Regions from separate parts of the Homo sapiens genome. Here region 1 is linked to region 2. A link is an interaction called in ENCODE POLR2A ChIA-PET data of the cell type or tissue named here. Cell type or tissue: GM12878. All regions are shown on one strand. Links, peaks and the distances in the headings refer to the core of each region. The heading gives the core; the rest is flanking DNA.

Region 1 (7,912 bases), core at 3,181-5,680, 510 kb after region 2:
TGCCTGTACTATTTTAAAAAGCTTTGTATTTCGTCATAGAAAAGTTCATCCCCCCAGAATGAAAATGAGGACATTTGAGAAGGTGATTTAAGGTGTGGACATTTGAGAAGGTGTCCTATCAAATTAGTAAACCAAAGGAAAAGTACTGAATAGATTAATCCAAAACACTTACTGTTTTTTAAACGAAGAGGATTTCACCTTGACAGAAAAACAACTTTTATTCAATATGTATTTCCTGAAATTAAAGAGACAAGTACAGACTGAAAGGAAAATAGATTCGTAAATAAGCTACGTCAACTCTATCCTGCTGAGGATAGCTCAGTGATGTTAAATCCTTTACAAATCCCTGGTTGTCTTCCTACAGACAAGACTGCTTTTTGATGGGACTGATATTAAGAGAAATAGGACCTTTGGGGCATTCAACTCCTTGATAAAACTTAAAAGTATCGGCATGAGTGGCTTAACAGAGGAAATAAAGAAGTTTTCAACTAAATCCAAAAGTGCGGTCATTTTCTTTACTGCTGTTATTTTAAAAACCTCTTCATAACCATTGAAAAAGAATCGACAACTATTTTAAAAGATTAAAGAAAGGCAGATGTCTGCAAATAATTCCCCTCCATCAGCCCAGAAGTCTGTATTACCCACAGCTATTCCTGCTGTGCTTCCAGCTGCTTCTCCGTGTTCAAGTCCTAAGACGGGACTCTCTGCCCGACTCTCTAATGGAAGCTTCAGTGCACCATCACTCACCAACTCCAGAGGCTCAGTGCATACAGTTTCATTTCTACTGCAAATTGGCCTCACACGGGAGAGTGTTACCATTGAAGCCCAGGAACTGTCTTTATCTGCTGTCAAGGATCTTGTGTGCTCCATAGTTTATCAAAAGGTACTGTGTGTGCTATTATCAGTAGTAAATAATATTGTTACTGATGTTTTTCTATAAATTATACGTGTACCAGTGAGTTAAGACATACTGATCCATCAGTAGTTTATTCTGTGCATTTTTGGAAGAGTTCTAATGACCTCTGAGGCTAAAGACTGAAATTTCAGAGTCTAGCTAATTGGAACATATATCCCAGATTTAAAATACATTTATTTGGCTGGGCGTAGTGGCTCACGCCTGTAATCCCAGCACTTTGGGAGGCTGAGGCAGGCAGATCACCTGAGGTCAGGAGTTCGAGACCAGCCTGGCCAACATGTTGAAACGCCATCTCTACTAAAAATACAAAAATTAGCCAAACATGGTGGCAGGCACCTGTAGTCCAAGCTACTCATGAGGCTGAGACAGGAGAATCGTGGGGAGCAGGGCAGGCGGCGGAGGTTGCAGTGAGCTGAGATAGCGCCACTGCACTCCAGCCTGGCACGGCAACAGAGTGAGACTCAGTCTGAAAACATAAATAAAATGCATTTATTTTAGCTTTAAAGTATCACTCTTCTGTTTGTCTCTCAAGAGCAGGAAAATCTGTATAGAGTCAAGGCAGCATAAGAAATCTCATTTGTTTTCAGAGAAAACAGGAGGTAGAGGGCACAAGGCCCCCTGGGACACAGTAGCTAGCAGCTGAGTCCCATCTCCATACCTTGTTATCTCTAGGTACCCTGTGTTCTGGCCCCTCTTTTTTTTATCCATTTCCTTCTCTTTAGATCTTGTTTAGGAAGATTCTGAACGTCCTGAAAAATAAACTGCCATTTAATATAGGACCATGCTTTCTGTCTTTTAAAAAATAGGTAAATTAATTTTGAATATACGACAAAATATTTGAAAATTCAGGGTGGTTTTATGTTGTTTCTCATTCACCCTCCTTCCCTGTACCGTGCCGTTTTCTTAAGGAACTTTAGCTAAATATCTTTAATAATCCCGATTTGATGGATGAGGCTAGTATGTTTTCTGTGTTATCAAAAGAGTTTATATGGGTTGTATGAATTGGTTATATTTTATTTTTAGTAGATTTTAATGAATTTTCAAGCATGTTTCAGATTTGTTTCAAACAAATTGTAAACTTTCTATTTGCAAAAATCATCTCTCTCTGGGAATTCATGCTCTTCATCTTACTGTCTTTGTTTCAATTCTTTACGCTTTATATAGTTTATCATTCATTATCTTCTGATGTAAATAATTACCCATCCAAAAGATGTTGTGCAGTTTGTGAAAATGACCTATGCTGCCTTTGTTTTAACAATGACTTGTACATGTGGCCTAAGTTATTCCTAAGTAAGAATAACTTTACTTCTGTAGACCTGTAGAGCATTGTATCCTTCCGTAGCTTTGCTTTTAGTTTCCCTTCCATTATCCTTTACAGACTGTTTTCAAACACTTTTGCAACTAGATTGTAATTTTTTTATTTAATTTTTAAACTTAAATACATATTTGTAACTTAAATATAATGTTCCCTTTTTATTTGAAACCATAGAAACTCATAACCAGTGTTTTGATGACTCTCTATGATTTAGTTTTCAATCTTTGGAAATTTCATTTACTTATTTTTTGCACAGTTTTTTAATTGAGAAAAAATTGTATATATTTATTAAGTACAGTATGTTCTTTTGAAATATGTATATGTGGTGTAATGGCTAAATTGAGCTAATTGATTTACTTCTACAGAGGTTTACCAGTTTTCTGCAGGATTATTCTAGAATCAGTGTTACTTCATTAATATAAATGTGAGGAGTGGGTCAGTGGGTGAAATTCTTGGAGAACCAGATTAAAAATCTTGATCTGTGAGCAACTAGAGTGATGTCAGGGAAATAGGATATAGCTTAAAAAGGATAATTATACAAATATAAAATAGTTATTGATTGTGGACATAGCAGCATAAAATCGATATAGTAAACTGAATTTTACAATGACTCTTGCAGGGGAATCATTTTTCCTCAAGAGGAACTCTCCCCATTCTCCCGTGTCTTCTACTCTTGTTGAGTGCAGTTTTCTATAAATGTCAGTTGGGTCAATTGGTTGATAGTGTTCAAATCTTCTATATCTTTATTGACTTCTTTCTACTTTCTCTTATCTTTTCTCGAGAAAGGACTATTGAAATCTCTCAACTACAATTGTAGATTTGTCTTTCTCCTTTCAGTTTTATCAGTTCTTTTCTTTGATTTTTTGGCGCTCTCTTATTATTTGCAAACACATTTGGGACTTTTACAGCCTTTGATATATTGATCCCTTTTTCAATATAATTTTTCAAGATCTTGTTCTGAAGCTTACAGATGTTCCTTGGCTTACAGTTATGTCCTGATAAACCCATGGCAAGTTGAAAATATTAAGTTGAAGGTGTGTTCTGATATATGATATTTTCAATCTGCTGTGAGTTTATCCTATTGTAAGTTGAGGAGCTCCCTGAACGTGTATCCCTTTTGCACTATTGTAAAGTCGAAAACTTGTATGTCAAATCATCTTAAGTGAGGGACTGTCTTAAGTGAGGGACTAATACTTGGTGTTAATCATTCTTTTTATAAAAAATTAGTGTTTGCATTGTGATATCTTTTCACATGCTTTACTTATGACCTCTCTGTTTTCCTATGTAAAGTAGGATTTTTTTAGCTTGCATGTATTAATAGTTGGGTATGCTTTTTAGATTCACTCTGTCAACTTCTGCTTTTTAAGTGTTTAGGCCATTTCTATTTAATACTGTTTTCCATATAGAAAACATGTGTTTAAATAGATTGGCTGTTTTCTATTTGTCCCTTCTGTTCTCAGGTCCTTTTCTGCCTTCTTTTGAATTACATTATATAATTCCATAGTACCTCCACTGCTGGTTAATTATACTCTTTACAGTTTTTTTTTTTTTCATCAATTCCGCTAATGCAGGGGTCAGCAATCTGTATCCATAAGCCGAATCTGGCCCACCACCTGTTGTCAATAGAGTTTTATTGGAACACAGGGTGCTCAATCCTTTATATCTTGTCTGTGGCTTCTTTTGTTCTGCAGCAGCAGAGTTGAGTAGCTGTGACAGAGACCATATGGCCCACCAAGCCTAAAATACTACTGTTTGGCCTGTTGCAGAAAATGTTTGGAAATCCCTGTTCTAGTTTATATAATATGCATCTGATCAGAGTATCTTCAAACAATATCATAGCACTTTATAATGTAATATATACCTTAGAACAGTATATTTCTATTTTCTTCCTATTGTCATTTTTATATTTTATTTCTACATGCAGTCAATTATTGTTATTCATAGTAGTTATATTCTGTAAAGTCACTGAGAACACTGAATTAGCTAATAGTGAACGATTGCTCCTAGTAGGACCTAGTGGAACCTTTGTTCCTAGTGGGAGGATAGGTTCCTGCAAGCCTCTGGTCACATTTTCGTCAACCAATAAATACATAACCTTGTTTTATGTGTTTCTGTTTGAAGACACTTTATTTAATATATATAGTTGATTCATTAACATTGTACTCACAGCTAACAGCGCTGTTACTTATACCTGAATGTTATTGAACACGTGTAGTTACTCTATAAGGGACATCATAAACTTTTTGCACTTGAGAACACTAGACTGCTTCAGCACTGTGCTTGGGAGCCATTTTAAACAGAAGAGTCACTAACAAAAGATGAAAAAAATGCAGAAAATATGGCACTAAATAGACTGTGAAAAGGACTCTTATTTACACTATAAGAGCTGGAACAAGAAGGCAGAGCTATAACAAGACTTTGACTTGAAATATGTAGTACGATAGAAAAGCTGTGTTTGCCTCTGAGCTGTGCCATGACCACATTTGAAATAATACATTGTTTTAAATTTTTTTCACTCCCAGCCTACTATTGGAAATAAGTTGAAGGGGTGTGAACCAAGCTCCTTGTCAGATATTTCCACGATTCAGTAATTTTTGATGAAATAGTTATAATCAAATGAATAAACTCATAACATATATTTTGACAAATGCAGGCTTTATTGCTATGTTTGTGTCTATTTTTTCCCAACAAAATCTTAACCAGTCTGCTTTTGAACAGCCCACAAGATTTTCTGATTACTCTTATCATTGAGCATTTCCTGGTTAGCTTTTTTAAAAATTATAGGCAAAAGTTCAAAGCTTGTTTTGTCATATTTATGGAAAAAGAAAAAAACCTAGTTTTAAAAAATCTTTTACAATAGGCCACATGTTACAAGGATCAGGATGTTTACAAACTCGATGCATGTAGTTGCAAGGTTATATGCATTTTAAATGTGGACTTGATTTGTAACAGTGGTTTTCAACCCAGACTGCACTGGAGAGTAACTAGGAGGTTAAACAGGTCCTTCCTAGACCAATTAAATCAGGTCCTTTGGGAGTGGGAGTCTGTTTAAGAGTTCTATCTATGATTCTAATGAGAGCCACAGTCTAGAACCTCTAGTCTAATGGAAATTTGATAAGCCTAAGGACCAGATAAGTAACAATCTGAAGATACATTTTTTCAAATATTGAAATTGTATATTTTGTCCCGTGAGTGCCATCTTATTTTCCACATACTGAAAATATACTTTAAAAAAATTCTTAAAATTAAAAATTTCAGAGAGGTCTGCAGCTGATTATAGGTTAATGTGATAATTGCAAATTCTAGGTAGATTTTCAGTCTCCCTGGTGGCAGTTTGCAGAGAGCTAAATAGTGTTATACAATTATCCTACACCTGGGTGCCATTATCTGTTATGGCTTTGCTTCAGTTGAACAAATATTTATGGTGCACTACTCTTCAGTCACTGTGCTAGATAACTGTGGAAGCTCCCAAGATGAAACACAAATTCCCTGCCCCTGTGATTTATGCTCTAGAAAAGAAGATGAGCAAATGTCAAATTGCCCTAATATAAGGTAGATGTAAGTCCTGAAATAAAGGTACAATATGATAAAATGACTCAGGAAGGAGAGCTGTCACCTTGTTGGAAATATGAAATCATATTTTCAATCCTACTTTTTGCTTGCCATCACCAACTGTAGTACTTCACCTGGAGAAATAAGCTTTTGCTGGTACAATGCCATGCTACTACTTTGATAGCTTGTAGCATGGATAAAGCAAGATACCTTTAACATCCTCACTAGTCTGTGAGACAGCAGATACTGGTCTCTTTATGCACATATAGAGTCTGCTTTCTTTTGCTTGGTCAGATAAAAAGTTTTGTGATTCTGCTTCCTAGTGGTGCTCTAAATTTTATTTGTGTTAGAATTAGTTATTCAAGAAATTCGTGATAATCTCTGCCCTCTTCACTCTGCAGCAGTTAACTGGACAGACGTGTAGTTGCCAGCAATGAGCAGGTGACAGAAATATGTGATTGCTTATGTATAAGGTATTATTGCAAGATTACTTACAAAATAATGCTGATCAATCTCTGATCTCTGGTCCAGATTCCTTTCCTAAGCTTCAGACATGCCATGTTCTATCTTTTAACTAGCCTTGAACACCCTTTCATTGCCACATCCTCTGCTTAGACCTCCAGCAAGTTTTTTTCTGTATGGATGTTGGCATCCTATCCAACACATTGTATTTTAACATTCATAATGCTCATTGTAATTGTCTCTTTTCTTGACTGTATCCACTATAAAACTAAGCTTTATGATGCCAGATATCATGGCCACAGTAGGTGCTCAGTGAATATTCTTTGGTTGAATAAATAAAGGAAGGAATTAATATGAAGCAGTATAGTGTTATAGTTAAAACCATTAGTTTTGGGGTTAAACTGGAGTTCATTTCTACCACTTATTAGTTGTGTAATCTTGATTCCTTGTCTGAAAAATGAGGTTAAAAGTAGCACTCATCTCTCATCATTGTGTGTGTATATTAAATGATATGTTTCTAAAATGCTTAGCCCAATACTTAGCAAATAGTAATCACACAGTATATGCTAGCTAATCAATATTATTATGTATTAATCTGATCTTAGTGGTTTCCAAACTCAAAAGAAAACTTGAGCTATTACACTTCGAGGTCCCTCTCTGTTGAAGATTTATTAGAATTAGCCAGTGGTAATCTAGAAATGACTGAAAACTACTATCAATTAAGTTTATGTTAATTTTTTGATTTGTGCTTTATAGAATATATACATATGTCAAAATCTGTTTTCTCTGTAGAAGACAGCTGATTCCTTCCTTGATCTGAATAGGTACTCACAGTTTTCTATTAGCTTTACTAATTCTCCTTTTATTGGTACAGAAAATTAGAGGTTAATGGTATATCAATTCTGTGATTTATTTTATCTTCTGTTCTTGGGCTGCATGTGAAAACCTGTGACTTCTATATTAGAATATTTTGGTATAATATATTCCTAAGGGCATAATGTGCTGCCTTTTTTTTTTTTTTTTTTTTTGAGACGGAGTCTCGCTCTGTCGCCAGGCTGGAATGCAGTGGCGCGATCTCGGCTCACTGCAACTTCCGACTCACTGGTTCAAGGGATTCTCCTGCGTCAGCCTCCCGAGTAGCTGGGATTATAGGCACGCACCACCACACCCAGCTAATATTTGTAGTTTTAGTAGAGACAGGGTTTCACCATGTTGGCCAGGATGGTCTTGATCTCCTGACCTCATGATCTGCCAGCCTTGGCCTCCCAAAGTGCTGGGATTACAGGTGTGATTGGCCACCGTGCTTGGCCAAATATGCTTCTTTAGATTAATGGTGATTGCATATGTGACTTAAGAATCTTATAATTTTGAGGTCAACTGATTTAACTAGTCAGTTAATTACCATTGTTGAGCAGTGAGTAAGTAAGCATGCTTCTCTGTATTTCTGTACCCTTAGGCTGTTATTTGAGATATTCTTGCATTGTATACACATGCCCAAGAATTAGACTGTTGGAAAGAGCCTATAGAATCAACTCTAAAGGGATAGGAACAGTTAAGTGACATTGTATAAGATCTTTTGATGTCACAAGAGGTACAGGAAAACTAACCAAGAGTGCATAAATATCTCCATTAGAAAAAAAGATTAAAAATATTTAGCAACAATTATC
Region 2 (7,912 bases), core at 3,518-6,017:
TGAAATGCCTAATCCCGAGGTTTTTCACCTATGTGTTGTTTTCTCCCACCAGCACCTCTGCTCCGTGCCATGCTCTTGGCTAATTGGAGTTGTGAAAGGCATGAGGATTCTGGTCATGGACTCAGCTCTCCCATAGGGTTCTGACACCAAAGCAATGGTCACAACAGTGAAAGGAAGAATCCATCTGGCCAGGCTCAGGTGGTTCAAGGCCTTCAGAATCTGCCTTGAGACTCTCACTGGCTTTAGACTGAAAACCATCTTGGCCCCGTCCATCCGTGTAAGCAATTTAACGACAGCTTGCAAAGCACCGAGCTTTAACAGAAAGAAGAGATGAGCACAGCGCAAGAACTTGGACTCCAGAAGAGCTGCCTAACAGATTATTTTTCTGTGGCATTTCATGAGAACAAACGAAGTAGGAATTTTCCTTTTGTTTGTCTGGCCTTTGGCATCGTTTACTTTCTTTTTATTCTTCTGAAATGTACTTCGAGCCCTGGCAGCATTTCTGTCCTAAAATCTTATTGTCAGAGGTTTATTTTTCAGCTTTTCAAATCATATCTGATAGAGTGAGTGTACTGCCTGGACTCATCACTTTACTTCAGAAGAAATACAGCTCACCCTTTAAATGACAATGGTGACTGTCCACATCTTTATGTTTTCTACACTGAAGTGGCAGGCTTCATTTAAAAATAATGTTTTCCCTCATCAAAAGAGAGCTAGGGTAGAACCGTCAACTCTGCTGTTGTCTGGGTAGTGACCTAACACCCACGTTTTGGACAATCACTCACTGTCTTATATTGGGTTTTCATTGCATGTAGGATAATTCTTTGTCAATGGTAGTTTTGTCAACCGTGATCTGAGGTAATGAGGTTTTCTACTTTTGCTTGAAATTTTGAAAATATGCAAGCTTTAAACATTTGCAAAGTTGGATTCTGTTTTCTTTAGAAAGCAATCTGATTTGCTGATATTCTCTCCATCTGTCAGGGGATGCGTGATGTGGTGTAGACTTAATGTGCTGCCTTTCTGGAACATGGACAGAGTAGCAGCACAGAAAAATGAGCATTTCAGCTCTGTGATGATTTGTGAAAAAAAATCTCAGATCATTGAGCAGGCATTTTGCTGACACCTGTGAAAAGTAACCACATGAGAGAGCATGGCGTGATGGTCGGAGGCCACGTGCTGGAGCTGGACTGCTTGAGTCAAATCCCAGCTGCTCAGCTGTAGTGAACTGAATGGTGGTCCCCAAAAGATACATGTATCTCCTAATCCCTGGAACCTGTGAATGTGACCTTATTAGGCAAAAGGGTCTTTGCAGATGTAATTACATTGAGGCTCTCAGAGATGAGAACATCCTGGATTATCAGGGTGGGTCCTATATCCAATGACAAGTGTCTCCTTATAGGAGACAGAAGAAGTTGCAGACCCGGAAGAGACTAAGTAAAGATGGAGGCAGAGACTGGAGTGAGGCTGCTGCAGGCCAAAAATGCCTGGTGCCAGCAAAAGCTGGAAGAGGCAAGGAAGGACCTTTCCCTGGGGCTTTTGGAGGGAGTGCAGCCCTGCTGATGCCTTAGTGTTGGATATCTGGGCTATGGAACTATGAGAGAGAAACTTCTGTTGTTTTAAGCCACCTAGTTTGTGGTACTCTGTTATGGCAGCCACAGGAAACTAATACACTCTTTACCACCTGAGTGACCTTGGCCAACTTACTTAACCTCCATGAATCAGTCCCCTCAAAGGACCACCCTCCCCCCAGGGTCACTGTGATGATAAAGTGCTTTAGCATAGGTGACTGGTTTAGACCAGGGCCTGGTACCTAGCACATGCTATGCCAGTGTTTCTATCATGGCAGCAGCAGATGCAGTGGAGCTTAGATTTCAACTGTGTCCATGCTGGTTAGAAAAGTCACAGTCTGGGACACAGGACACTTCTGGAAGAATCTCCCTCAGTGGATCCCAGTGTTCCAGCAATGTTTTCCAAGCAGCTGAAGAACAGGAAGCAGGAACAGGGTTCCCTACAAGAGCCATTATTCAGATGCCTCTACATCTGACTGGTTTCGGAGAAGTGTGACTTCTGGAGGTTTATGTGCTGGGACTTTAACAGCATACGTACTAAAAACCACATTTATGTTTCCTCAAATGCTGGGCTCTCTATGAGCCTTGACCTGCCTGAGAAGATTAGAGGCGGCTGCCTAATCTGATCAGTCAACTCAGTGAAACAACTGCATTGATTAAAGCCATAAGATGTTAGGATTCTCTGTTCTTGGTGGCCTAAAAGGTCCCATTCCTTTCCCAAAGTGCTTAGCTTGATCCCATCCCAGGGAACAATTTTGGGTGGAGGAGAACCTGGCCACAGATCATAAGATCATGTATGACTAAGTCTACTTGCCTTCATGGAAACATACATGGAGTTTTGGGCAATTTCTTTGAAGCCCCTCTAGAGGCTTCTAAAGATTGTTTAGTGCCATCTGGTTTTTAATCCTGGATGTCAAACTTGTTGATTTTTGCCCTGGACCATCTGTTTTTCAACTTCCCACGGAACCTTTCCTTTGGGCCAAGTAGGGAAAGAAATACTATATTTTTAATTCTTTTTGTTTTGCCTTCTCATCCCAGTCACAGCATTAGAAAGGGAAAATCGACTGTCTGACAAAGCTCTGAAAGACTGGACATGAAGTGCTGGCCTTGCTATCTGCAGGGCATCTCCCTATAGATTGGATACCTTTTCCTTCACTCTCTGATAAAAAGTGAGACAGACTGAGCATAGTCCTGTGACCATTTAATGCCTGTGCCCAGAACATGGGTCTGTACCACTTGCAGGAGTCACAGTGGGGAGGAGCAGGGACCTTGGGGTCTGCCTGCCTCTGTCTGAATTCCAGCTGAGCCCATTCCTAGGCCAGTGCCTGGGAAAGTTATCTGACCTCTGAGATCCAGTCTACTAGCCTCACAAGTGAGACTGTGACAACACTTACCTCAATGAGGCACTGGACATCATCTCATTTAATCCTCAACATGCCTCAGTGTCCAGCATTTAACAAGCTCCCATAAACATTAGTTACTCTCATTCCTTAATATGAATAGCATTTAAAATAATAAAGTGGGAGAGAGCAATGCTGCATGCCCTACAACTGGCCAGAGAGCTTGCAGCAAGGAGAATGCTTAGGTGGAACATACAGGCCTTTTCTGTGTTCATCCCATTCCAAAGGATTTGGTGTTGCCATATATGGAACATGAAGATTAGAAATGGCCATTTCCAAACTGGTGAATCCCTTGGTGCCTTTTTCTCCATTGTGATTCATCCGGGGTACCCTCAGTTTTCAGTGGTCATGGTCATTCCAAACCAGCCATGAGCTGGGGGAACATTGTACTGTGGTAAACCCAGGGCCACCTGACCAGAGCTTCTCCAATTTTATAAACCCAAGTTGTAGGTGGGATGATGGATGCAGGCTTCCCTGGCAAATGCTTCCTGGGCATTGTAGACACTGTCACTTCTAGGGGGCTGCAGTTGCCTCATTGTATAATTCTGGTCATCAGAAAGGAGGCAGTAATGGATGAGCTGCCCTTCTGGACAAAATGACATCTCTCTTATTGAAAAAGGCTAAGAAGCTATTTTCTTTTCCCCCTCTGCAACCACTATTTATTGCATGAGATTTCAGAATGATGATGATAAAAAAGCAAGTTTATAGAGACATCATGAGGTTGTGTAAATAAAATAAAGTAATATCTGGGACAGATATACCAAAGAAAATTGAACCCAAAATGTCTAACTTTGCAGTCCATACTCAGCCAGAACTCCCAATGAATTAAAACACAGACTGCATAATTATGTACACAAAATGCCTTTAAAGTTGCTCCATAAATTTGGAGAAAAAAGGATAGTCTGTGTAAAGCTACTAGGGCAAAATTCCTTACTGTGGGTTTATAGGCACTAGTACAAGTGGTTCCCAAATCCCCGTTTTTATTTTTTAATTATAAATAAGAAGAACACAGTCTCCCCTTGCAACTTCCACTTCGTCACAGCCTCCAGGCACAGAGGACAGAGTTCCTGGAAAAAAGGAAGGCTTAATTCCAGGTCTGTAATAGCAAAGTTACAGTCAGACTGAACATTGATTATATTTAAATCCACCATATTTTTCCTTTGAAAACCACATATTATTTAACATCTTGAATGCTTTACATTGAATTTGTTGAAAAATTCTCCCTGTGTTTTCAGGCCTTTATCATAATTTTGTTTTTATTTCTTAATTTTTCTTTTCAAATAAGTGAGAGAATCAAGTTAATTGAGCAATGATATGTAAGTCATTCAGTTAATATGGAAATTTTGGGCCAGCCATGGAGGCTTATGGCTGTAATCTCAGCATTTTGGGAGGCCGAGGCAGGCAGATCTCTTGAGCCCAGGAGTTTGAGACCAGCCTGGGTAACATGGAGAAACCCTGTCTTTCCCCCAAAATACAAAAATTAGCCGGGCATGGTGGCATGTGCCTCTAGTTCCAGCTACTCGGGAGGCTGAGGCACAAGAATAGCTTGAGCCTGGGAGGTAGAGGTTGCAGTGAGCCAAGATCATACCACTGCACTCCAGCCTGGGTGACAGAGCAAGACCCTGTCTCAAAAAAAAAAAAAAAAGAAAGAAAAGAAAGAAGAAAAAAAAGAAAGAAAGAAAGAAAGAAAGAAAGAAAGAAAGAAAGAAAGGAAAGAAGAAAAAGAAAGAAAGAAACAAAAGAAAGAAGAAAAAAAGAAAGAAAAGAAAGAAGAAAAAAAGAAAAAGAAAGAAGAAAAAGAAAGAGAAAGAAAGAAAAAAAAGAAAGAGAAATTCTGGGAATTCTAGCTTTCTCTTGGTGCATGCTCTCATTCGATTGAAATCAAGCAGTTTCTACATGAGGCAGACAAGTTCCTAGGGTATGCAGAAAGGGGCAATATCTTGGTTCTTGCTTCAAAAGAGCTAACTGCTGCTGGGACCTACGGTTGAGCAATGACTCAGGGACCTGGCTGGTAAAGAGGAAGGAAGTGGCTATGGAAAGTTGCTGTTAAGTAACTGGAGCCCCAAAATAACATAATATTGACCAAGTCATCCCACCCCCAACACCTACCATTACTGAGAGTAACAATGTGGAGATAGCCATGCAGGCTCCTGGGTCCATTTGTCACTTATTTGAGTTCCCTTCGTTACAACTCTTAATGCTACTGAACTCTAATTACATGACATGGAAATGCATGGGATGAAGGAGCTGGAGGGGATTTGCCCTCAACTCCACAGTCCCATGAGAGAGTGATTTGTCTTTATATAAATAGCTATCAACTAAATTGAGATCATAAGAGTTATATCTTTGAAGATAACATATAATTGCATTCATAAGAAGTATTCAAAATCACCATTTCATAAATTTTTCCAATATCCCTATGAGTAGGGATTGTTATTCTCATTTTACCAACGAGGAGTCTCATTACTAAATGTAGGAAAAGTACTTGATCTGAGTAGCATGATAAAAAGTACACATTAAAACAAGAAGACATATTTTGACCATCAAACTAGCAAGGATATATAAACCATAAAATTAACAACGTTTAAAAAATAATGCTTTATGCTGGCAAGGTTATGCTGACATTGAAATGAAAATTCTCTTTCTGCTGATAAAAGTACATGTTGGTTAAGCCTCTCTGAAGAGCAATTTGCAATGTGTCTCAGGAAAATTATTCATACATTTAGATGCAGTAATTTTATTTCTGAGATTTCCTTCTAAGGAAGTAATAAGAAATGTAGACAAATTTTGCATGCAAAGATCTTTCTCGCAATGTTTTTTATAATGATAAGAACTTGGATATAACAAATATTTAACCACTTATGATACACCTACATAATGGAATATTATGGAGCCCCTAAAATTATATTTTTGAAAACTTTTAATGACATGAGAAAACATTCAAAATGTACTGTTAAATGAAAAAGGCAGGATTAAAAACTTACATAATAGTATGATCATGGTTATATCAAAACATATGTGCAAATCCATTCAAACTAGACTGGAAGAAGTAGAACTTAGTTAACTTGTTCGAGGTCAAATATCTGCCAAGCAGAGGAGCCAGCACCTAAACACAGTTCTTCTGACACTAATCCCAATGTCTCCTTCCCCATATCATGATGTCTCAGAAAATACTCAGTTTGAGTAATACATTGTTGTTTGTTTTATTAGAAAACAAACTATTCATGGAATTATGCTAAAATCCATTACTACTTTGATTAGATTCAGGAATTCAAGTAAATTTTGGGGTATTGCTCAATTTCCCTAGTTCTGCAAGTTGCTGAAACCACACCCACGTTTACAACACCCAAGTATGCTAAGCCCATGGCTAGGACTCAGTTTCCAAAATGTGTTACCTGCACTATATTTGTAACCCCCTTTAACACAGAAAGAATCATAAAATTCAATATAGAAGATGACTTGGAGAGGTTATATTTTTCTAGTAGTTTCCAAATTGAACTAAACAGCAACACTACTAGCGTGATTTTCTCAAAATACAGATCCAGGTCCTACCCCAAGGATTCTATTTTAGCAAGTCAGGGTGGAGCCCTGTCCTCTGTATTTTAAATAGTACCCTGGGTAGGACCATCTTTAAACCATTCCAACCAGTGGTAGTGATGCGTCTGATGAGGTCCCCACATGCACGGAGTTACATGTAGTGATTCCACTACTTCAGGTTAGAAAAACACCTCTTCAAAACCTGGATTTATTTATAACGTGAGTATACTGGCCACTGAGTCCTGTAACTACTTGACTCATTCTTTCAATGGTTACTGGGGAAATCACTTTATCTTCCACTGATGCCTGCACTAGATATTTACTGTTGCTTAACAAAGGATTCTCAAACTTGGTGGCATCAGGCAACAAGCATTTATTATCTCATGATTTCTATGGATCAAAATGCTAGGCACAGTTTAATTGGGTGCTCCTGGGTCAAGGTCTTTGTTGAGGTTGCAGGCAAACTATTGGCCAGGGCTGTGGTCTCATCTGAAGGCCAGAGAGAGAGAGAAAAAGGGGAGGGAATCTGTTTTCAATTTCACTTACACAATTATTGGCAGGTCCTTCTACGCTGGGCTGAATGACAACATGGTAGCTGACTTCCCATAGAAAGAGAGAACAAAGAAAGCAGGAGTGAGAAAGTGAGAGTAAGAGACAGAACAAGAGAGATTGAGCAAGAAAATGTGCAACCATATGCACCCAAATGTGCACTGAAGACAGAAGTCACAATCTTTCTGTGATCTAATCTTGAAGTAACATCTCATCATTTTTTCATATTTGTTAGAAGCAAGTCAACTTCAGCACATAACCAAGGAGAGAAAATTACACAAGGTTGTGAAATACCAGAACCATGGCTCGTTGTGATCCATCCTAGGGAGTATTTGATGCACTGTCCTGGGCAAATGGCAGAAATAAATTCCATATCAAACCACCTTCACCTCTATCCTTCAATTTCTACTTGGTAAGTAAGCAGAGGTGAGGCTGGAGTGAACTCTGCATATTTGTGATAGTTAAACCAAGAGGGCCAAGGCAGAAGGAAAATCTGCAAGTTTAGTGTGGGCCAATGCTGGCATTTTCAAACATACAGCATGAGCTGTGAGTGTCATCTTCAGTATCAATAGCGAGACTTGGTTAACAGTGTCACTGATTCTTTTTGTTCTTCAAAGAAGTGCACATTTCAAATAGCCTTGGGGACTATTGTTCTCGACTTCTTTTTTTCTGGCTCTAACTTGTGAAGCCATATTCAGTTATTCTAGAAAAGACATTTGAACTTCATGGTCTGACCTCAACTGCAACTTGCTCAGGGGGCTAACACGACTATACCTTCCATTTTCTTTGAGAGGGAGACAACAAATATTGGGCAAAAAGTAAATGCATTTATATATTTTTATATGTATATAAGTATAC

Evidence for each region. ChIA-PET counts read pairs that join two places held together with the same protein. Peaks named below come from ENCODE experiments on the same cell type or tissue, not always from the same donor. Only the 100,000 strongest peaks of a DNase experiment are listed, where the experiment ranks them.
Region 1: POLR2A ChIA-PET joins it to region 2 with 10 read pairs; 2 of 35 experiments call an interaction of 5 or more read pairs at or near these places.

Annotation. Positions count from the first base shown.
Region 1 is chr2:37,309,208-37,317,119 of GRCh38, reverse strand. PRKD3 (protein kinase D3) reads left to right here. Exons shown (of 19, transcript NM_005813.6): 2 at 1-883. The coding sequence starts at 596. Among named protein-coding and RNA genes, the nearest start is that of PRKD3, 12 kb to the left of the region's middle. In GM12878, for the core only: no CTCF peak of the experiment used is centred there; no DNase peak of the experiment used is centred there.
Region 2 is chr2:37,820,019-37,827,930 of GRCh38, reverse strand. It overlaps PIRAT1 (PU.1 (SPI1) induced regulator of S100A8 and S100A9 alarmin transcription 1), which reads left to right. Exons shown (of 4, transcript NR_110012.1): 4 at 53-1,684. Among named protein-coding and RNA genes, the nearest start is that of PIRAT1, 52 kb to the left of the region's middle. In GM12878, for the core only: no CTCF peak of the experiment used is centred there; a DNase peak (open chromatin) is centred at 4,980.